4 separate regions of the Mus musculus genome follow, and all the other regions are linked to region 3. Evidence: chromatin loops called from intact Hi-C (ENCODE). Cell type or tissue: left cerebral cortex. All regions are shown on one strand. Links, peaks and the distances in the headings refer to the core of each region. The heading gives the core; the rest is flanking DNA. Region 1 has its middle 17 kb from the start of Tbx2. Region 2 has its middle 3.3 kb from the start of Gm26439. Region 3 holds the start of Med13 (mediator complex subunit 13). Region 4 overlaps Med13 (mediator complex subunit 13).

The links. Peaks named below come from ENCODE experiments on the same cell type or tissue, not always from the same donor. Only the 100,000 strongest peaks of a DNase experiment are listed, where the experiment ranks them.
Region 1: a loop joins it to region 3, with 2.8 times the contacts of the local background. A loop is called at or near these places in 8 of 42 quality-filtered maps.
Region 2: it touches region 3 in a loop (5-fold over the local background); 6 of 42 quality-filtered maps call a loop at or near these places.
Region 4: a loop joins it to region 3, with 2.0 times the contacts of the local background. A loop is called at or near these places in 3 of 42 quality-filtered maps.

What each region holds. Positions count from the first base shown.
Region 1 is chr11:85,846,336-85,852,213 of GRCm38, reverse strand. No RefSeq gene overlaps it. Among named protein-coding and RNA genes, the nearest start is that of Tbx2, 17 kb to the right of the region's middle. In left cerebral cortex, for the core only: CTCF peaks have their summits at 1,313 (motif pointing left) and 2,937; DNase peaks (open chromatin) are centred at 1,236 and 2,941.
Region 2 is chr11:86,431,181-86,437,058 of GRCm38, reverse strand. No RefSeq gene overlaps it. Among named protein-coding and RNA genes, the nearest start is that of Gm26439, 3.3 kb to the left of the region's middle. In left cerebral cortex, for the core only: a CTCF peak has its summit at 2,790; DNase peaks (open chromatin) are centred at 2,727 and 4,399.
Region 3 is chr11:86,356,090-86,361,967 of GRCm38, reverse strand. Med13 (mediator complex subunit 13) reads left to right here and starts at 4,372. Exons shown (of 30, transcript NM_001080931.2): 1 at 4,372-4,508. The coding sequence starts at 4,443. It overlaps Gm38937 (a long non-coding RNA gene), which reads left to right. Exons shown (of 3, transcript XR_880098.1): 2 at 1,370-1,477; 3 at 1,877-1,956. In left cerebral cortex, for the core only: a CTCF peak has its summit at 3,510 (motif pointing right); DNase peaks (open chromatin) are centred at 3,596, 4,472, 4,739, 5,286 and 2 more places; H3K4me3 peaks cover 2,055 bases; H3K27ac peaks cover 1,556 bases.
Region 4 is chr11:86,269,492-86,275,369 of GRCm38, reverse strand. It overlaps Med13 (mediator complex subunit 13), which reads left to right. Exons shown (of 30, transcript NM_001080931.2): 29 at 2,807-2,907; 30 at 4,252-5,878. The coding sequence ends at 4,384. All of the region lies in intron 2 of Brip1os (BRCA1 interacting protein C-terminal helicase 1, opposite strand), which reads right to left. Among named protein-coding and RNA genes, the nearest start is that of n-TQttg2, 10 kb to the right of the region's middle. In left cerebral cortex, for the core only: no CTCF peak of the experiment used is centred there; no DNase peak of the experiment used is centred there.

The DNA.
Region 1 (5,878 bases), core at 627-5,626, 510 kb after region 3:
ATATATGACCCTCACTGGGGCCAACAAGTCCTCAAGTGATTTGTTCTATTCACAGAGAGCAGGGGACTTTCTCACCCCATGAGAATGTGCCTGAAAACCAAGTATATATGTGTGTGTGTTTGTATATGTATGTATATGTATGTGTATGTATATGTGTGTATACACACACACACACACACACACACACACACACATATATATATAGATATATATATACTCTTGCTTTTCTCATTCATGTAGAAGAACACATTCCACTTTTGACTTAGGTTCATTTGAGTTGGGCTTTGATGACCAGGAATCCACCCACCCCTGTGACCAGTATATCTCTCTAGTGACACTGTGGAATATCTGGCTCTGACCAAACCTGGCTTTGTGGCATAGCCATCCCTGACCGCAGTGATGGATAGGGGGTTGTTTGTGTGGAAGTAGGTGGGATGTAGGCATGTGACTACAGAGGGGCCATCGCTCTGGGATTGTCAAGGTGGGGCTAGAGAGAGATCCCCTTCCCTCTCAGCCCTTCAGCTGAGTTCCATAGCTCCCAACTGTCTGCAGCCAGACTCCCTGTCCCGAGAGGCTCATCTGGGGTTGGAGAGAGTGATACCAAAACAGAAAAGAAGGCATGAAGGAGAAGGCATGAAGGTCAGAGCCCAGGACAGATGTGGCTGGGCCCCCAGCCCTCTGCAGGCCACTCCCCCTCCCAGCCACTCCTCCTCCCAGCCACTCCTCCCAGGGGTGTGAATGATGCCCTGGATCGTCTCAATAGCTGGGACTTTCTGTCCTGGTGCATGACATGGAAAAGGCCAGCATCCCTCTGGCCACATGGCTCTCGATGCCAGGTGTCTGAAGAAGACCAAGTCTTCAACAGAAAGAGGTAAAGCTGAAGTGCATTTGGGACCCTTCTCTGCCACCTTACTGAGCACTTACTATGTACCAAGCTCTGTCACATGAGTAGACAAAGTAATGCTAGCGTTGTGGTGGGGGAGGCGTGCAAACAAGCAAATAGAGCACAACATGACTAAACCGGAAGGCAGGGCAGGCATGCAGATGCTGAAGTGATGATCAAGGACACCATCCCCAAGAGACAAAGCGGGGACCAAGGAGGAGTGTGCATTCCTGGCAGGATCAGGAAGTGCAGGGTTGGAAAAATCACAGTGGTTCCTCCCAGGAAGCGAATCCCAGGGGGTGGAGAGATGGCTCAGTGGGGAAGACCCAGGTTCCCTGCCCAGTACCCACACGGCTGCTCACACACACCATCTGCAAACACTCCGAAGCTTTAGCGGCTCTGACGCCCCCTTCTGGCCTCCTCAGGCTCCTGCATGTCTGTGGTACATGCAGATTAACTCCTGAAGGGTTCCTGCATACATACACCAAAAACAAAACAAAAATCTTCTTACAAGCTTTAAAAAAAAAAAAAAAAGCATAGGAAAGAAAAGGGCCTCTGGGAGAGAATGTGCACTCTTGGTGTAGCTGCATCAGGGCCTATGGTGGTCCTTTGGTGGTGGTAATACACAGCCAGCCTGTTACCATGGGAATAGAGAACCATGGAAAAGGGGCTGCCTCTGGGTGAGGCAGGCACATGAATCCTTCCACTTAGATGTACGTGAGCCTGAGTCTTCATCAAGGACACCCGACATGAAGGAACAATCCCAGGGGCCTTCCCTGTTCCCCAACACTACCACCACTTCCCTCGAGTCACCCTTTATAGAACCCCCCTGGATCTGGGTTTTCCCTGCCTGGAATAGGGAGAAGGAGAGACCCGAGCACTGGCCCAGGGTATCACAGAGAACCATTGCCCTGGCAGTGGGAGAGGGCCTAGAAACATTCTGAGCTTCTAGAATGTTGTCAGGAACCCAGACAAGAGTCTGATCGCCATGGGCACTGGTGGGAGCCAGAAGGCGAGCACCTGGAAAGAACATATATCAATGAAGAGAAGGGATCCCTTTATCAGCAAGACCTGGAGAACTGGGTTGTTGATAGGTCAGTGTGCCCCAGCAAAGGACAGGATAGGATAGGAAGGTTCCAAAAAAGGTCCGCAGGGAGTGCAGGGCACAGAAAAGGACACAGGCCATCCAGAGGTTGAGCCCAGCAGAAAGACAGCTGCCCTGTGAAGGTGACAGTGGAGGACCGGGTACACCTGGGACACTGCAGGGAACAGCACAGAGATCTCTCAGACTTAGCTGTCTGCCCCACAGCCGAAGGACACAGCATCCTGATGAAGCCAAGTGGTTGCTTCACTATCTACACCCTAGCAGACTTCTCCATTGGCCCTCTTCAAACTAAGGAGATATAGTCTATTCCCAGACAAGAACACTTTTTGAGGCTCAAGACAGTTAAGACACAAGTTGGGTGTGGTGTTAGTCCCATCACTTAAGAGACAGAGACAGGAGGATCTCTGTGAGTTCAAGGTCAGCCTGATCTACAATTCCTGGACAACCAGAGTTACATAAGCAGACCTTATCCCCCCCCCCCCAAAAAAAAAGAAAGAAAAGAAAAAAAAAGAAAAGAAAAAAGAAAGGAAGGAGAGAGAGGGAGAGAGAGGGAGAGGGAGAAAGAGAGAAAGAAAGAAAGAAAGAGAGAGAGAAAGAGAGAGAGAGAGAGAGAGAGAGAGAGAGAAGGAAGGAAGGAAGGAAGGAAGGAAGGAAGGAAGGAAGGAAGGAAGGAAAGAAAGAAAGAAAGAAAGAAAGAAAGAAAGAAAGAAAGAAAGAAAGAAAGAAAAGGAGGAGGAGGAGGAGGAGGAGGAGGAGGAGGAAGGGATTTGAACCAGGGGCTCACTGGCTGCCGCACAAGGCCCGTGCACTTAGTCACGTCCTGCAGCACTGCTAAGCAGAATGTGGAGGGAGGCACCTAGAGAGGGCCAGACCAGAGAAGGCAAGGAAACCTTGGTTTTTGCCTGTGACAAGACAGATAGCGACTGTCTGGACGACCCTAGATCCCCACCTAGTGGTCGGAAAGAGCCATTGTTTTTAACGGCTGGCGTTACCGATCCAAGCAGGTCATTTCACCCACTGGCAAAGGAACACATCGGTCTGAGCCAGAGTTCAGGAGAAAGAAGAGTTCCGCCAGCCGGCGCAGGCGCACACGCACTAACACTCGTAACCTTCCTCCGGGGAGGTGGCGAGGAATTTATTAACTCCTAGATTTTGTCCCCGAGTCTTCCACGCTGGCTTGCCCTTCACGAGAGGCAGTGCGCCCCCAGGCATTATACACAGAATCGCCTGATCTAATGTGATCTCTGCTGAAGTAACTGGGGATGGTAAAATGACACAGTCAATGACAGCTATCTGCAAAACATTGTGCTAGGTATCCATCCAGCTCAGAACAAAGGTGACCAGAACAACCCTGGAGGAACCAGAGGGCCCAGTTTTGAAGGAAGACAGCCCAGCACTTTGCAGAAGAAGGCCCTGAGACAAGGTCACTAAGAGTAGGCTAGAGCAGAGCCTGGAACACGGTTCTGGGAGTAGGCAGGACCCACAAGGACCCCATTGCTAGGCTAAAGGGCCGGGACCACCCTGAAAATTCTATAGCCTTTGAAGGGCTTCCTCATCTCAGGATATGCAGGGAAGGCTTAACCAGCAGACAGCAGGGAAGCTTCCCAAAGGTGGCCTGCAAAGACACATGCCCTGGGTGGCAGGAGCAAAGTTTTTGCTCCAAAACACATAGGGTACCAAACTCCCAGGGGACAAAGAATTATCAGCCTTGCCGGAGAGCACAGTTGAAAGGCTAGTCGTACATGTAGATAGCCTGGAACCTTCTATAGCAAAAAGACGTCCTCTGGGAAGACACTTATTCCCACGTGCGCGCGCACGCATGCACACTCACGCGCAATCACCCAACCTGAGCCTTGGTTCTGAGGAGGCCTTGTCTGGCTAGGACTGAAGCTGAAGGCCAACAGGAATTCTCTACAACTTACTCCAAGTGGGCTTGGAAGACGACCTTTGGTCCAGGGCTTGAGCAGGACTGTCCTGTAGGCCCTGCTTCCAGATGGTAAAATTCATTCATTGGTTCATTCACTCATTCATTTCTTCTTCGAATGCTTTCTGTAGCCCTCTTCTTTGTTTGAGCAGTTTTCAGTCTGGGGTCCGAGCAATGAGCAAAAGAAACACCAACTTGGGCTGGAAAGATGGCTCAGCGGGTAAGAGCACCGACTGCTCTTCCAACGGTCCTGAGTTCAAATCCCAGCAACCACATGGTGGCTCACAACCATCCCTCGTAACAAATCTGACTCCTGGAGTGTCTGAAGATGGCTACAGTGTTCTTACACATAATAAGTAAGTAAATCTTTAAAAAAAAAATAGAAAACAAAAAAAAAAAAAAAAAAAAGAAACACCAACCATGCCAACTATGCCTTAAGGAAGTCAATGACCTTGTAGGTCACAGAGATTTGATGAAATATCTACCCTCCCCAGAGGAGACATGGCAGACATGGGGTCTGGTAGAAAAGACTGAGCCCCAGAAGGCAGGGGCAGGAGAGAGCCCACCTGTCTGTCTTTAAGACAGGATATCATTATATTGTACAGGGTAGCCCAGTGCTCCCCCCCCCCGCCCCGGTCTCTCTCTCTCTCTCTCTCTCTCTCTCTCTCTGTGTGTGTGTGTGTGTGTGTGTGTGTGTGTGTGTATTGTTGTTGTTGTTGGAAGAGGGAGTTTGTTCTTCGAGATAGGAATGTCACTGTGTAACCAGTATAACCAGGAATGTCACCGAGTAACCAGGCTTTCATCTATTGGCAGTCCTCCTGCCTCAGCCTCCTAAATGCTGGGATTACTGGCATGAGGCACCACACACAACTAACCTCAAACCCTGTCCTTTCCTGTCTCTGCTTCCTCTATGCCTAAGTGTATGCAAACAAGACTGTGTTTGCACGTGGTCCAGCGGGAAGGGGCACCTGTACAGATATATACTTATGGCTATTGGTGTGCATGCGGTCTCTCCACGCGCCTGTGTGCACAGGTGACTGTGGTGGTGTGGGGGATGGGTGAGGGATGACCTAAGAGGTGTCTATTGCACAGGATATCAGTGATGCGACCAGCAATCTTATGGGCAAACCCAGAAAGCCTAAGGGCAGACACAGCTGCTCTGAGAAGGGAGGAAGACCCTGGGTGGGGACAAGAAGGAAGGACTGTGCATGTGCTCTGCGACTAGATAAAAATTACCCAATGGCATCTCTCATGTCCAGAGACCACAGAGCAGGAACCCTCGAGGCTCTGGGAAAGAACACTGGCTTGGGAAGATTCTGTGACCTCTCTTCAACCGGAACAGGTCTAAGCCTTGGTTTTTCTCTCTGGAACGGAAGTTCCCATTCCAAGAATGAGAAGGAAATGTGTTTGGCATGGGGTGGTGGCCCACAGCTCCTCTTGTCAAGCTGAGGAGCAGCTGCCATGGAGCCAGAGGACATCCTGTTCTCAAGAAATAAAAACAAGAGTGAAGACGGGCCGTGGCTACGTTCCCCTGCTAGACTGATGTGAAGCCAGCAGCCATCTTGGTCTCCTGGGCTTGTCTCTAAATCAGGCTACTTCTCCCACAGCCAGACCCTGGCCAGGACACCAGGGCTCAGCATCCGGCAGTCAGCAGAGGTCATGCACCCAGCCCTTTTGTCCCTTCCCAGCTGGGAGCCTGACTTATACCCACCATCACCTCATTAGCTGCTGCTGCCAAGGGCCCTGCTCACTGAATTGTGAAAGAGCCTTTTCCTTTATTTACTGGAAATCCTGGAACCCTTCATTTCTCTGAACCCCAATGTCATCCTCCGCGGTTCATGGTCACTATACTGCCCCTGACTTAGCCTTCACTGAGAGCGAGCCCTCATGAGAAAGTACTCTGAATACCATCAAGCCTTCAGTTCAGGGAAGGATTGAGCCCATGTAAATAGCCCAGATCTAGGGG
Region 2 (5,878 bases), core at 238-5,237, 75 kb before region 3:
CCAGAAGGGGGCTCTGGATCTCTTCGAGCTGGAGTAAGGCATCTCTGAGTCGCGTGAATGATGTGGGTGTTGACATCACAACTCTGGTTCTCTGATGGGGCAGGGAACACTCCTAACTGCCTCTTTCCAGCCTCTCAATTTCTTTGTTCTTTTCTTTTCTTTTCTCTCTCTCTCTCTCTCTCTCTCTCTCTCTCTCTCTCTCTCTCTCTCTCTCGTGTGTGTGTGTGTGTGTGTGTGTGTGCATCCTTATTCATTTATGTGAGCATGGGCATGTATTTGAACGCTGTGGGTGGTCAGAGACAACCTTGGATGCTGGACCTTGGTCTCCACCTTGTCTGAGACAAGATCTCTTTGCTGTAGTTCTGCTGCTTATGCCAAGCTACTCAGACTTTCGGTTTCTCTGCTCTCCACATCCCTAGTGTGGACCTGTAGGAGCCCTGAGATTATAGACACTTAGTGCGCTAGTGCCTAGCTTTTACAGGTATTCTATGGAGTTCACGGCTCAAGCTTTCCTGACAAGCATGTTTATGTACTGAGCCATCTCTCCAGCCCTCGTTAGTTAGTTAGTTAGTTAGTTAGTTAGTTAGTTTGCATGTTACCCAGTCTCCTTAGAGTTCCCACTGCTCTCTTCCTCTGCTCCTGGGGACTGACTACAGCATCAGGGTGGGGTAGGCAGTGCCCTGACCTTAGTCATTGGTCCTCATTAGCATCTTCCCAGTGTCCTCCTCCTATCTGATTCCTCAGTCTTTGTCCAATAGCGTTGTCTGACCGGGAAGTTTCCTGTACGGCCTCTTTCTACTTTGATGACCCATTCTTCTGGGCTGTACATAAGTAGGTGGGGTGCCGGAGTCTATCTGCTAAGTCAGGGTGACACTCAGGTGTTTACCAAGCCTTTTATTTCTCTGCATAACACAGAGTCCAAGAGGTTGCTTCAAGGTTACTTCTGTCCTACCTGTTGAGTCTCACAACCTAGGTATGTCTGAGTGGCAAGTGGGGGCTCTTGAACCCCCATGGGCTCTGTCTGGCTCTGCATCATAGGTTCCTCTACTCTTGGATTCTTTCTTTCTCTCTTTCTTCTCTTCCCTTCCTTCCTTCCTTCCTTCCTTCCTTCCTTCCTTCCTTCCTTCCTTCCTTTTTTTTTTTTTCCAGAGACCTGCCCACCTCTGCCTCCCAGTGCTGGCATTAAAGGCATGCACCACACCTGTTGATCCCTCGTTTTAATGACTACCGTCTAAGCCTTCTTTGCCGCTAATTCCTCATCCCTGTGATCCACATACACATTATCCAGTCTCAGATGGCACACAGACCTTGCAAACTGTTCATGCTCTGAGAGCTCAAGCATTTGGATTTCTTGTTCCCAAAAAGTCTTTTTCTGCTATAGCAACCATTTCCCAGGTACTGAGTGCTCATTGAGAGTCTGGTTATTTCGTGGGGATACAAAGGATGTACCAGTAATGACAAACATACTGAGAACCTAGCACCACATACTACTGCCAAAGAAATCCAGTTGAGAGGCCAGGAGAAGGGGGGAAATAGCAACACCGGGAAGAGGCAGAGCTTTCTCATTCTGGGGCACAGGAAGCCCCCATCAGCTCCTTCTTCAGGTTCAGTGCAAATTTTCTTTGCTTTTGTTTTAAGGTAGGTCTCACTATGTAGCCCTGGCTGTCTTGGAACTCACTAGGAAACCAAGCTGTATTTTTTAAGATAAATAACTTTAAAAGAAAAGAAAAGGAGTTTGAAATGAAGTTGATAAAGCAATTAATGCCACTGTGACAGTATACACATTTTGCACACTCAGGTCAGACTCTGTTCATGAAGATTAAAGCCTCTAAATTGTATTTAGTATAGTTCATATGCTTTAAGCTTAAAAAAATCCTGAATTCTTAGCTGGACATGGTGGCAGTGTGTGCCACTTTAATCTCAGCAATGGGGAGGCAAAGGCAATCAGATCTCTGTAAATTCAAGGCCAGGCTGGACTACAGAGTGAGTTCCAGGACAGCCAGGGCTACATAGAGAGACCCTGCCTTACTCCAATCTCCACCACCACTGCCAATAAATAAATAAATAAATAAATAAGAATTTTACAGGCCTTCAGCTTTCACAGCTCAATGGAGGACCTTATTTGCAGTTCTGAATAAACCGGTTAGGTGGTTTATTTGTTTCTTTGGGGTTTTTTTGAGCATCAAAACCACCAAGAGCTTTAACCCATATATCAATTTAAAATTATAACCTTAAACATTTGCCCTCAGACACTTCATGATTCTCCTGCTGGTTTTTTATTTTTATTTTTTTATTTTTCATATGATACATTGTGACCTTTTTCTGTTTTTTGTTTTTCCCTCTCCAGTTTCACGTCTTCCTGTACTGTCGACTGGTCTCTTCCTTCATGGTCATTCAGCTGCAGTCTATCCCTGCATCACCCCCCAACACCCCACCCCCACCCCCATCCCCGCTCCCACACACACACCCGGGATCACGGAGCCACTTCTAGGCTCCTTCCGGTTTGGGTCAGGGTCTGTTTCCTAAGTCTTGGGAGGAGGCTTTCAGCGGGTGCGCCATGGCTTCCCACATATCCTTAGATTGGAAAACTGGGAAGAAAACGCAGAAATAAATGAATCTCCCTACCTTGGAAAGTAGTTCTTTCAACAGATTGTGTTAGCGCTTGGAGTCACTGCTTTAACTACTAAAATTGATTAAATTAGCAGTTCTGTGTTTTGCCAAGATTTTTTTATAGGCTCTCTCCTTCGTTCGCAACAAATTAAAACCTGGCTCGCAGGGGCGTATAGTAGACTGGAGACATTTCTCCTCCTGTCGCTTGATGCTGATGTAGCAAGCTTTTGACAGTTTTTAAAAAGAAAGATTTAATTCTTGATTACCACTCCTCATGTGTCTTATACCAGGTCTGCAGTATGGGTGTGTGGGAGGAAACTGATATAACATGCAAGAGTTTAATAAATATTTGTAATATGGAGTCTCTAAATCATTGCCTCAGGGAAATCTAATATAGGAAATGAATTGGTTTCATCTCGAAGGTAGTGCTGGATGTCTGTAACGTGCTAAATAAACGTATTTTATAAGTATCAAACCTAATGCAAACTGGTTTGCATTTTGAAAAAACTTTAAAACTTATTTAATTTGTGTGTGCGTGTGCATGGTATGTGCACACATTCCACAGCACCACGTATGCAGGTCAGAAAATCATGATCAGTAGATCCTTCCAGTGTGGGTCCTGGGCATTGAACTCAGGATGTCAGTCTTGGTGGCAAGCACCTTTATTGATTGAGCCATCTCACCAACCCCAAAGCATTTTTTTTTGTTTGTTTGTTTTGAGACAGAATACCATCATGTAGCCCTACTGGGCGTGAGTTTAAAGTGCTTCTCCTGCGTCCCAAGTCTTGAGAGTAAAGATACACGTCACCACATCTGGCTCCCAAAACATTTAGATTCATGTGTATATACATTTTTTTTCATAAAGTTTAACTGCAAAGCAATCATACTCTGTTTCAAATCTAAAATAAAAAATCTCACTCTAAAATCTAGGAAAAATGAGATTATTCAATTTACGAAGGCAAAAGAAACCAGCAGAATAACGAGGGGCATCGGAATACTACAATCCCACCTTCCAGTTGCAAAGCGAGGCATATTTTTTTTTCCATTTTTTATTAGGTATTTAACTCATTTACATTTCCAATGCTATACCAAAAGTCCCCATATCCACCCACCCCCACTCCCCTGCCCACCCACTCCCCCTTTTTGGCCCTGGTGTTCCCCTGTACTGGGGCATATAAAGTTTGCAAGTCCAATGAGCCTCTCTTTCCAGTGATGGCCGACTAGGCCATCTTTTGATATATATGCAGCTAGAGTCAAGCGAGGCATATTTTTTACTAAACCCTGAACTCATATCAGTTCCCAAAGTATGCATTTCTTCCTTGTGTTATAATTAGAAGTGAAAATAGGACATAACTGTATATACTCACGATGTGTGTATTTTTAGAATGATCCCAGTGCCGTTAAAAATGTATAAATAAAAGCCCCAAAGGAGACGCAGTGAAATATCTTTTTCGATGGTATCTATAAATATGATCTTTAAGATTTCTTATTTTTGACAGTTTAATTTTTTTTTTTTTTTTTGGTAACGAATGCCTATTTCTTGTAACTAATGAAATGAATTGAAAGCACTGCATGAAAGAGGAGGTCTGTACTGGCCGCACATTTGTTAAGCACCGCGATGTCTTAATGTTTATGCTGATTGTTTAGAAGGTGGCACAGGCAAGAATGAGCCACTAGCCATCCAACAACGCTCCGCACGTGGCGTGATCAGAAAGCCAGTACCAGAGCAAGGATCAAACACGCTTTGGTCTTCAAAGTCATCCAGACCCCGAAAAGTCATAATTTCTGTTGAACTCTCCTCCCTCCGTGGCTAGATTGTTCTGCCTTTGAAGTGCCCACTGCAAAGAGCCAGGTGTGGAACTGCTTAGATCTTCTGAGGCTGACAACCGCTTCCCTTCATGGAGGGTTTTACAGACCGATCTCAACACAGGACTGTCACGGTGTAAAGTGGGAGGGAAATATAAGGTGCTAAAATAAGGCAGAACAATCCGGTAAAAAGGAAGTGGAGCTGCCTCTTGATTGCTGAGGTCTCTGCAAGATTTTATCTATAGACGGGGTGAATCCTGCTGATGAGGGAGATGGAAATCGGAACAGCCAGGATCAAAGTGATCAGCGGTGTCTGAATGCGATAGTCACCATGTCCTTGAGTACTTTATAGGTACATCCCAAATCTGTCTTCTTCACCGACTTTTAATGGAGCTGTTGGTGTTGGTGTAGTCACAAGCTTGTCCAAGAGTCTTTTACAAAACAACATGAATTTGCCCAAATTTCCTTCATATATTGGAGTTAAAAAAGTAACCGTCAGGCATGAAGTCATGAATCCTTGGAGACCACTGCCAAGACAAACAGTCAGGAATTGGTTACTTTAAAGTAGATCTTTGTGTGTTTATTAATGCTTCGAGCCTTACTCCTTCACAGTTCTGTATCGATAGAAGCATCACAGCCAGGTTTGATGCCCGTAACCCTGGTGTGGGCTGAGGCAAGGGGGCCGTGAGTCTGAGGGGAGTCCGGGCAATACAATGAGACCCACCCCCATCTCCAAAGATGAAGAAAGAGGAGGAGGGGAGGGAGGGAGAAGGAGAGGAGGGGGATGGAGAGAGAAGAAGGAGGTGGTAGGAAGAGGAGGGGGAGAATAGGGAGGAGGAAGAGGGAGAGGGAGGGGAAGGAAGAGGAGAAAGGGGAGGAGTCAGAGCATCAAGTTCATAGGCTCACACTGGGAGCCTGGCGCTATGCCCAGCGCCATAGCTCTTAGACGGCTTTAAAATTTTATAAATGAGTGGTTCTATAAATGACTATCCAACATTGTTTCAGCGTTTCTCTGTCAGAGAGGAGACCTTAAATAATCATGTAAGATATGACATGAAAGAAAGATCCAGGATCTACAACAAGGTTTAGAGCAGAAACTAAGTGTTCTGGACAGGAAGAGCCTTGGTAGCCCTAGGTTGCCCCTCTGAAACAAACAACCTCCAATCTGGGGCCTCTCCTGAATATTCAGCAGCCCACTCTCACCTGTTGTACGCAACTGCTGTATACGGCCTTGGGAAGGGACTAGAGTATATGGGCCGGGGAAAACTAGGGGCATGTGGGCATCCATCTCTGCGGCTGTCTTATGGTAGCTCAATGTGCATTTCCCTAAGGACTAAGGACAGGGATCTTTTCATTTGATTGTTAGCCATTTCTATACGTCTTCTTTTGGTCCTTAGGATTGTCCTTTTGTTTGTTCGTTTGTTTTTTACAAGACAAGGTTCTTTATGTAGCCCTGGCTATC
Region 3 (5,878 bases), core at 466-5,465:
ATTACCCAACACAGTAGCCCTTAGTCACGTTTAGCTATTGGGCCCTTGAAATGTGGCTGGTCTGGATTGGAATATTCTTTGGGAAAAACAAACAAACATGGATTTTGGAAGGTTTGGCTAAAAACAACTTTTAAAAAAGGGATAGCTATATGAATATATTTTATATGAACTACATGTAAAATGATATAGTTTCTGATATATTGGCCAAAGATTTTAATATGTCTAACAAACAGTAATTGAAATTATAGGATTTATTTGGCTTTGTTTCATTTCTATTGGCTAGCGCTACTCTAGACTTGGCTTTTTTTTCCAGAATCATGGGTAGAGGATTAATCCTAAGGTCAAATGCTGCCCTTTCCTGGACTTCGCTATATCAAGTAAGGAGTCCACAGGCCAGAGCCTCTGACATTCCATACAGAATGGAGTTCCTGAAAACCCAAAAGACTTACAGAATGGTTTTAGGTGCAGAGATCACTGAGTGGATCTGTATTTCAAAGAGAAGATAGCCAGTAATTATTGACCCAAGGCTACCTCTCAAAGTCATTTTGAAATTCCTACTGGGCTACTGTTAGGTATTTTTTCCTCTCTCTTAGTCACTGCAACAACTCTCACAGCTGGTGCCATTTTACAAACCCATTTTATAAATGAGTCAATTGGAATTGTGAGGCAAGAAGGAATAGTTTTGACTGCATTTGGTCCAACTGTCCAGATGTCATATCTAGTATCTTCTCCATCTTATTCTTGCATGTTCTTACACACATACACACACACATACACTATGTGCTGTGTAAACTGTATAATGTACAACAACAATGTAATCTGAACCCTATAGAAAAAGATTATAGAGAAAAACGGGAAGATTTGTTTGTTTGCTTATTTATTTATTTATTTATTCATCCATCCATTTATTCATTCATTCATTCATTCATTCAAGGTCTTGCTATGTAGCTCAGGCAGGTCTCAAGCTCACTCATGATTCTCCTGCCTCAGCCTTTTGAGTATATATATATATATATATAAATACATAGGGTTTTTAAAATAGTATATATATATATACTATTTTAAAAAAAGCAATTGATGAACCTACATTGACACATCACTGTTTCCTAAAGTTTCTATTTTTGTTTCTCTTTAGCTCACACAAAATGTCATCTTAACACAATGTAGGTGGTTCCCAAGATGCTCTCTGAGAGTGATGCTGGCCCCGTTTTCTCTTTCTCCCTAGGTTTCCATCCCTCTCTCTGCTGGGATCTTAGTCCTCCACTGCTCCGCTTCATTCCCCTTCTCAGTCTCTTCTGCTGTCACCCCTGCCCCATCCCCCTTGGTCCCAGAGTTCTTTCCTTCTTGAGAAGTCTTTTTTTGTTGTCAGATTCTCCTCTCTTTTGGAGAAGATTGACATTCAAATGAAAGTTCAATCAAATGTTACTTCCTACGTGGTAGATGTCAGGCAAATTCTACCTGCCCCTGAATTCCTAAGGTATGTATATGTGTGTCTGAGAGGGGGAAGAGGAGGAAGGGAGGGTGGGGTGGGGGGAGGGAAAAATTAAGGAGGATGGATATACATTAGAAAAGGAGTGGGAGAGGACATTTCAAGTTGAGGAAGAGAACAGAACAGGTATGTGAGGATTCTCTCAGAGAAGGAGAGATGAGTGAAGGAGCCTTTGCCTCACTGAGTCTTGGGATCCCTGACTCCTGGTGCTGGCACTCAGTTATAAAGGATACCGACCTTAGTTGATTTGAGCTCCTGGATTGAATTAGTCCTGGTTGTATAATTGACTTTGATATGTGGCCTTTGGATCTGAATTGGGCTTAATAAGATTTAACTGCTTCAAAGAGCTTTATAAGAATTCATTCTATCCTTCAAATCTGATTTCAGATGCTGCCTACTTGACGCCCTCTCAACTTGGAAACTCCTCCTCCAGCGCTCCTAGTGTGTCACACTTGATGCCTGCCTTATTCAGGTCACTGCCTTTTCTCTTATTCTGTAGGAATTGCTTCTCCAGAAATCCCGAGGAACAGGCACATACTCAAAAAATTATTTTTCTTTTCTATTGGAGGAAAAGTCTTGCCACTACCCGAGTCTGGTCTCGAACCCTCAGTCTTCCCGTCTTAGCCTCCCAAGTACGGGACTGCAGATGTGTGCTACCACTTGGTCATGATTTAGAAAATCATTTTAATGGTTAACATTCATGTGATTAAGGAAGCAATGGGACCAGTACTTATGATCAACATTATTTCATCAAACACTTTAGGAGAAAACTACTCTGATTATCCTTGATTTATGATAAACTAATTTGATTTAGGGTCAGATTTGATCTAAGGTCCACTGGCAAGCAGCAGAACTTTCTCTGCAAGTTTTTGGCTTGAGGACCTTAATCAGCACTAAGGTGGACAAAGAGGTGGTGAAGAATACTTTTCATTTTATGGCTAAAAAAGTAAGCTAGAAGAGTCTACTATTTTACAGAGATAATTGTGACTTAAAGTTCTGATAGCTCCTAACTGTTGTCTCTTCTTTTCTTCTTGAGACAGGGTGTTACTATGTAGCCTAGGCTAGCATGGAGCTTCCTTTGTGGACCAGAATGGCTTCAAACTCAGAGATTCCCCCTGCCTCTCCAGAGCTGGGATTAAAAGCTTGTGTCTTTACTCCTGGTATCATTATCTCTTAATCTTTCCCGATTCCTCCCTCGTCTCCTCCTAGAATCCTTTTAAAGTTTGCATGGAAAATGTTTTGAACTCTTCACTGAAGAGTAATCCAGCCCAGAATAATTGTTTGGGAAGGGATTTAACATCATACATGGTTTTTCTTATTCATTTCTAAGTTTTCAAATATCAAGTACCTACTGTGTGCTAGAACATTTTAAGGCACTGGACAGCTATAGCAACAAAGGGTCAGTTCTCCTGATTCTCACTCTCAGAGTTCACGTGTTTCTCAAAGTAACCACAGAAAGGAAGGATGGAAGTATAGTAATGCATGCCTTACACTGCTTATCGGGCGCAGGCACGAGGCTAGTGCTCAGGTTGTATTCATGCATCATATAACAAACATAACATTTGTTTTCCTCATTTTACAGATGAGGAAACTGAGTCACAAAGAGGTAAAAGACTGGCTCCAGCTTCGAATCCTGAACAGCAGGACTTTATTTCTAGTTCATTAACCACAAGACCATATCGTTTCATTTTTTTTACCTCTTTATTATAACTTAAAAAGAGAGGGCGAGGCTGGTGTCTATCCAGCTCTCATTCTTTAGCCCTAGAGTTCTGCGATGTACCCCGGCGGCCTTATGGAGTGAATGAGAATGCATTGGAACGTCTTTCTTTTTCTTTTCTTTTTTCTTTTTCTCTCTCTCTCTCTCTTTTTTTTTTTTTTTTGCCAACTTTCTCTTCCAAAGAATTTGAACTGATTTCCAAGTAATTCTCGATTTTGAAGTGAACCTTCCTGCGCTGCTGCACTTTCCCCAGCCAGCAGAAAGCTAGGGCCAAGACTCGGGTCATCTTAACCGGGGCATCCAGCAGATGGCGCCATGTTAGTAGCCACCAGCTGGCCGCCCGGTCCCCGGGGCTCCGAAAGCTTCCCTGCCCTCCCTCACCGCCTTCTCTCTCCCCCCTCCCTACGGAGCCCGGCCCACGTGACCTCGCGGCGGCCAATGGGCGAGCAGAGAGGGCGAGCTGGTCCCTGTGGCCGCCATTAAAGCGAAGGGAAAACCCGTGAATTCGGATTAAAGGGGGAAAAACACCGCCCGCTGGGCCCACAAAATGGGGGAGACTACGGCGTCCAGGCGGTGAGGCGGCAGGAGAGCAGACGTTAGGCAGGCTTGGCCCAGGGACAACACGAGGACACAGCCGGAGAATGGACTGAGCCCACAGACGCCGCCACCACCTCCGCCGCTGAGGAGACTCTGGGCTTAAGGACATCGCCGCTGCCGGGCCGGGGGCCCGGGGTGCTCTGCCGGTCCTCGCCCTTCCCGCCCCTCCGCGGGCGTCCCCGGGCCGCGGAGAACCCTCCCGGGCTTCTGGGCTCGGCCCGCTCGGACTCGGGCTCTGACTATTTATCGTGTACCTGATTGTTATTATTATTTTTTTGTTTTTCGTTTTTTTTTCTCTTTTCTTCTTTTAAATCTTTTTTTATTTTTCTGGTGGAAGGGACAGACATCCCTTCCCCTCCTCTCCGGAGAGGGACGCGCGTCCGCGGGCTCCGCAGTCCCGGCGGCCGGCCGAGCGCGGCGCGGCCCTCCCGCCTGCGGCCTCGGCCCCGGGCGGCTGGGTGCCTCCGGGCGGCGGGGGCCGCGGCGGCGCCGGGGGGCGGCGGGGAGGGCGGGCGGCCCGGCGGCCTCCTCCCCACCGCCCCCCGCCCTCCCCGGTGTCTGTGTTTCTCTCTCTGGTCGGAGGCGGCGGTAATGGCGGATGGTGGGTTGTGGCGCCGGCGGCGGCTGCTGTGAGGGACGATGAGTTCCTCCTTCGTGTCGAACGGGGCCAGCCTGGAAGATTGTCACTGTAACCTCTTCTGCCTGGTGAGTGCGGGGGCCGCGGGCGGTGGGGGAGGGGGCCGCGCCGTGCGCCCTTGGGCCGTGGGGGAGGGGGTCTGGGTCGCATCCAGATGCCGGTGTCCCCCGGCTAGGCCCCGCCGGAGTCGGCCTCCTCCGAGGCTCTGCGGCCGCCCCGGGAGGCAGCGTCCGCTCACCTACCGACCGGGGCTCTGCTGGGAAGAGGCTTGTCTTTCCCCCCACCCCCTCGGTCTTTCTCCTCCTCCTGTCTTGTTTTGGACTCTTTTCCCCATCCTAGTCTTTTCCTTAACTTGGGCTGCTTATCTGCCCGGATAGTAATATTTTCTTGTGTGCTTCTTGCTTCCCCGCCTCCCCGCCCCCCGCCCCTTGTATCGAACAGTGTATCCCTTTTCCACACTTTCCACGATTGCCCCTGCTCGACTGCCTTTAAGCTCGCTTTTCCCTTGTAAGTGGGCTTCTCTTAAACAGGACCCCCCCAAAAACTTACGTATTAAAACCCTCTTCGTTTTGTAAGTTAAACTAATACAGGGGTAGTGTCCTTATGGGTGACTTCAGATCTTTGTGTAAAAACAGTGTGTGCCGGTTCATATGTTTTCTTTTTAAACTTTGAAAACATTTTGCCATTTTGACAATTTCTAGCCATCTTGCTTTTATTAGAACATTATGTTTTTGTGAGAGTGGAGGGGCAAGTGGAGGAGGTACTGTGGTTTCGCACTAAACGTTCTATATTTGTCTGTTTTGCTTACGTTTTAAGAATGTTTTGAGCTGGCTGTTCCTTTTATTGAACTGAAAAGTCTGGGGCAGCTGGAATTAGGGATGTTCTAGTACGTGTATGTAGGTCGGCCCAAATCGGATAACACTCAAGAGTTAAGACTTTTGTCAAAAGTACCAACTGTTGCAAATATCTAGTCCTGAATTAAACGATAGCCGAGCTTCCTGAATGACTAAGTTAGAGTGACTTTTTTCATTTTTCGTGTGCTCTGAGAAATATTAAGTCTATCATAGGTAAGTGAATTAAGTGGGTGGAGCATAACTAGTTGGCAAGCATAAACTGCCAGTCATGTATCAGCAGTTTCATTTTTGGCACCTTATGCTTTCTGTCACTAAGTTAGAATAAGGAATTACTGAATTTCCTTTGTTGAATCTCTTTCACGATGTGGTAAATGGGGATCTTCAGCACACTTACGTCTTACAGATTAGACTGGTTTTCTTGACATGTCCATTAATCAGCATCTCGTCACATGTAGTAAGATGTACAGCAGGTTTAACGTTTCTGTCTTCCCCAACTGGATCTATTTTTGGCACTTTGGGTTTTTTTTTTTTTTTTTTTTTTTGAAGCTAGATTAGCACAAATCTGACAGCTCTTTGGAAGTGGT
Region 4 (5,878 bases), core at 463-5,462, 87 kb after region 3:
TAGTATTTCTGTGCCAATTCCTAACGAATCCTAGTAGATAGTTTTTAGTTCTAATAATTACTAAAGTAGCATTTTAAAGTTTTATAGCTCATTTGAATTCCAAGTTCGTTTATGCTTTGTTGTGTATATTTCTGTAAATGGTGTCATAAAGAGAATTACTTAATATGAAACACATAATTATAAAAAATTTATATGAAGATTGACTGTTATTCTTAAGGCTCCTGGAACTTTTGGTTTTAAGTTGTATTTTCATTGTAGTACAGAAGCTGAGAGCCTAGAAACACTGCCCTGTCTCTTTGTGTTCTTATCTTCCATCTAAATATATTGTAACTTTGGAAACTCATTCATCTAAAGTCATAACTTTGTAGTAGACATCAAGATTAAAGCCTGAGTCTTTGTTATTTGAATGGACTCATACTAAACTCCTATTTTATTATTTTGAAGATTAAAAAATTTAGCAACTTTGTAATTCTTGGTTTTAGTTTAATTTACCTACTCTAAAAAGTTTCCTTTGTATAAATTACTTTTGAGTAGGATGAGTGTGATAGCTCATGCTTTTAATCCCAGCATCCAGGAACCAGAGGCAGCAAGATTTCTGTAAGCTTGAGGCTATTCTGGTATACATAGAGAGTTCCAGGCCAGCCAGGGATACGTAGTGAGACTTCTGTCATAGAAAAAAGCATATAAACAACTAGTTGAGTAGGTTGGGCATGGTGACTTGGGAGGCATAAGCAAGAAGTTTACCCAGGAGTTGAAGGCCAGCTTGGTTTACAATGAGTTCTGAGTGAGCCAGTGGGACAGAGCTAGACCTTCTCAAAACATAAGCTGCTGAGCGGGTTTTAGGAAGTGAGAATCTTAGACCTATAGATACTTATTTTTTTAACCTTCATTTTATAGTCTAAATTATCAGATGGTGAAGTAAAATGAGTCATGAAAGCCCTGTGTGATTATTGTTAAAGTTGCTACTACCAGTACAAAATAATAAATGAAGACCTGACTCTCACTATGTAGAAACCACTGTAAGTGGGCTCTTCATGTTTCAGGTCAGATGGTAACACTTTAATTTCTTGAGATTATATTTTCTATTTTTTTGATACCCTGGATATATATCCCATTCTGTGAAAGCTACTTGCGATTAAACAATGGGCTTCTGTCGCACACTTATAAAGACTATTAACTGTCGTTAATAATCTGAGTAATTTTCCCCTTCTCTTAATGTGAATTAACTATGCTAGGCAAGTGCTCTGAGCTCTCCCTGCCCTTGAATTGCCTATTAATAAAAATTATAGTTTATCCTGTGACTTTTATTCTTCTCTGAGATATTCATTGGTCTGTTGTAAATCTCATTTACATGAACATCTTCTCAAGGGGCTTTCTGCAGAATAGTAGGATGGAATCTCCACTAAGCAGAGTTCCTTGGTCCTTTGGGAAGTGCTGCCCACTTACAGTCACAGAACCTGTATGTACACTAAAGTTCTTATAATAGCAGTAAATAACTTTGCTTACCCAGCATTTTCCAAATTTAGTATAATACCTATTTGTAGTTCATGACCTTAGTGTTTCAGGGCACACTTTTGTTAGTAAACACTTTTATGAAAAGTCCAAGGGACTATCCAGATTGTTTTCTACTCAATATTTATTTACAGAGAGGATAGTGTAAAGTGAGCATTCACCCTCAGATACAGTGTAACACGATTAGGACTCCTGAACCCCAGGTAAGGCATGACTTAACGTAACTTTGTTCACCTTTTATTTTTTTCATGTATCCCATTTTAGTTCTGTACTGTAGTCAATAAAACCACATCATATATTTCTTTTTTACTTGAGAAATCAGTGGGTTTTAGATGGTTAAAAATAATTTTTATTATAAGAATTAAACCAGCATTCATTTACTTTGTAGTGGTTGGCCAAGTGAGACTTACTTAAGATTCATAAATCCAGAATTTATAAACAGTTCAAACATAAGTATTGTTGGCTATATTTTTGTATGTACTTTATATGAGCTCATACATATATGCAGTCATGATGGAGAATGCATATGGGTATAAAGAAGCACCTTTAAAGAGTGTAGAAAACTTGGTTGAAGGATTGTCTGCGATGAGCACCCCCACTGTAGCATGACATTAATACTACTATACGACTTACATACTAGATGATTAATTTTACTTAATTGAAATGTGAAAAATAGTACCACATTTCTTCTGCTCATTGCTATCTGTAAATGTGCGTGCTGTCGTTTATATGCCTCTGATAATTAATGTATTGCACAAGGAGTCATGTGTGCATTGTATTGATTGTTAAGTGTTCATCCAGAGGCAATTTTGTTAAATTTCCAGCTTTGCAAAAATAAATAAATAAATAAAATAAATGTGCAGGATTACTCCTTTGACATTTTATTTTATTTTATTCATTTATTTTTATAGCACTTAGGTCCCAAGTGTGACTGTGTGGTCTCAATTTTGTTCAACCCAGGGACAGGGTACACTTCAGGCCTATGGGTTCAGTGTTTCCTTAATCATTTGCTTTATAGACTTGGGCAGATTATATTTAGAAGATAATTGTAAAGCTTGTTTTTAAGGATTGCTATACGATTTTTAAAAGTAAGGCTAAAGTAAAAATTGTAGAGAGACACGATGTAAGTTTTACACCTTAAAGTTTCCATCAAAACCATGAATTTTTTATAGTTGCTCCCACAGATAACACTGTCATAAGATCAGTTTCATCAGGATAATACATTAGGAGAACACAGTGAAATGAAATGTTGCTTTCCCTCTGTGGCTGACTGCGTCCCTCCCTTCCTTTGTAGGCCTCTTTGCACCTCCACGTGCCTTCAGTGCAATCTGACGAGCTGCTTCACAGCAAACACTCCCACCCACTGGACTCAAATCAGACTTCAGATGTCCTCAGGTATAGCTCCCATGATGCTAAGGGTTCTCTGTTTCAACTTGGGTAAAAGAGAATGGTTATTATGAGATATATTTATTCTTTTGGGTAAGAGTTCACAGCGTTTTATTTTTGAATCATTGGGTGATTCCCCACCCCACCCCCCACCCCCGTTCATGATATAGACAAAGCATAGTGCCTGTGCTGGCTTGGTAAATTGCTCTACCTCTGAGCTAAACTCCATTTAAAACCCCATTTAGTTATTATTTCTTAAAAACAATTTTATTCTTTTTATGTCCATATATATATGGGTCTTTTGTCTGCATACATGTCCATTGCACCATATATACATGCAGTGCCACTGGAAGCCAGAAGGCATCAGATACCCTGGAACTGGAGTTCTAGGCTGTTAGCAGGCATGTAGGTACTGGGAATTGAATTCTGGATCTCTGGAAAAGTAGTACTTTAAGCATGAGTCATCTCTCCAGCCCCAACCTCGTTAAATTATTGAGAATGAATACCTTTCTAAAATGAATACGTTTTTGAGTTTTTTTCTCCCCACCTCATTCATTCAAAAAGCGGTCTTATGTATCTTAGGCTAGCTTTAAACTTCCTATGTGGTGAGATCTATTCCTTATATGTTACTCTTTCATTGCGTATTTTTTGAGACAGGGTCTCACTGTATTCCTTTGGGCTGCCTGGAGACAGGCTTTCCTTGTGCTTAACAGAGCTTGATCCACTTCTGTCACTGCGCACACGTGCTTTTTTATTTTTTCTTTTGAGAGGGTTCTGATTATCCTGGACTCAGAATAGGCCTTGGACAGAGATCCACCAGCCTCGTCTCTTCGGTGCCAGGATGAAAGGCTTGTGCTGCCATGTCTGGCTCTGCTGCTCTTCTTAAGAAAATGACTGTGTTTGGTGGTCAGAGCTATGTTTGGGAAGGTTAGACAGGAGAATCATTACAAGTTGAAACTAGCCCATCTTAAAACAAATAAAACAAAAAGCAAACAAATAGAACAAAACAACAAATAAAGTGACTTTGGCTAGGCATGATGCCATTCAGGAGGCCAAAGCAGAAGGCTTTCTGTGAGTTTGAGGCTAACATGTGCTACAGTATGAAATTCTTAGCAAAGAGGGTTTCTGTGGTTGTGGTATTGATGTCATCTCATTGTTTAGGCAGCAAAGGGTGTCTCTCTCTCTCTCTCTCTCTCTCTCTCTCTCTCTCTCTCTCTCTCTCTCTTTCTCTCTCTTTCTCTCTCTCTCTCTCACACACACACACACACACACACACACACCTCTTTGAGTCTTGAAAGTACTATCCAAGTGTATATTGAATGAGATGGATTGACACAGTTTATTCGCTTTCAGGTTTGTTTTGGAACAGTACAATGCACTCTCATGGCTAACCTGTGACCCTGCAGTCCAGGACAGACGCTCATGTCTCCCAGTTCATTTTGTGGTGCTGAATCAGTTATATAACTTCATCATGAATATGCTGTGATCCTCGTTTGATGGAATTACGCAAGGAAAGAACGGGAAGAAAGGATATTTTGCTGCAAGATTAAGTTACAGTTCTCAGTGGAAGTCATTTGTGATGGGGTCTAATTCTTATTACTTCAACAAATATTGTTTTGACTTGGGGGGCGGGGCTATAACCCTATTTTTCATTGACTTTACTGAGCTCTTTAGGATGATGACTGATTATTCAAAACGTATTATAACACTTTCGTAGCAAAAATTAACCTTTTTTTTCCAGTCACAGTATTTGTGAAAAGTAATGAGCCATAGTACCCATTAATGTTAAAGAATATTAAAGCATGGAGAGGAACATGAGGAACAATGAATTCCAACATATGGCTTTAGAACATCAGGATGTTCTTGTATTGGATATAGTATCTAGTATTCAAAAATGCCTGCATCTCTTATTTATTGTAAGTTTTTAAATGTATAAATTGTCTTATATTTCTTAACCTCTTTTATAAAAATTTTCCTAGAAGGTTTATACTGCCTTCTTGCTTTAAAGCAATTGGTCTAAAATATATGTAATCGTCTTAATTAAAACGTTGCAGTAGGGTTGCTTTTAGAGTATTATTTTTTTGTAAGGGGGTGGGGTGGACAGTAAATTTGTATTGTCTCAATGTACAGTTTAACAGGGATAGAGGGGAAATAATGTCCATGCCATTGTGTGTGGAAGATTTACAGCTAAGCTGTAGTTGCAGAGTACATGTACAGTAATGAAGTTCACTGTGTTTATAAACTGAAAAGGTACCGGGTCTTACAGCATTTTATATATCACACCTTTACAGAATAACATGATGGCAATATACATACGTGATATTGTTAGGTGGAATAACTTAGAATAAAATGAGAATTCTTGAGTTATATTTTGTACTATGGTTTAGGGCTATGACTAATATTTCAGGCCATTTCCAGTGAAAGAAACTTAGTTTTACAAGAAAACATTTGCTACTGAATGCTTACACTAATCTTGGTGTTTAATGTTACATGCTTAAATTCTTTTCAGTTTTCACAGTGGCACATTTAGGCATGGGGATAGTACTAATTATGAAATTTCCTGCAGGATCTGTTCTAAGGTTGAAATTTAGCCCAGCTCTAGGCATTTTACAAATTATTTTAAGAACAGTCACTCTTGATTGTTTTACTTTTTATTTTTAAATTAAAGATTGGGAATGCGTGTGAGAGTATGCATAAGCATGGCAGGAAGAGAGGGGGGAGAGAGAAAGAGAGAGAGAGTGAGAAAGAAAGAGAGAGTGAGAGTGTGTGTGTATATGTGTGTGTGTGTGCAATCAAACTGTGGTGTAAATAGATCCTCAGTGAATTCTGGTATTCAGACTCTGTTCCACTAGTGAATGAACCATTTTCTAAACGTTTCCCTTTGACTTTTTTATTTATTGAATTTTCTTGGTTTGGAGATGGCAGTCCCAAACACCAGAGTCTGTACTTTTCTATGACACAGCTCAAATTAAAGTAGGGC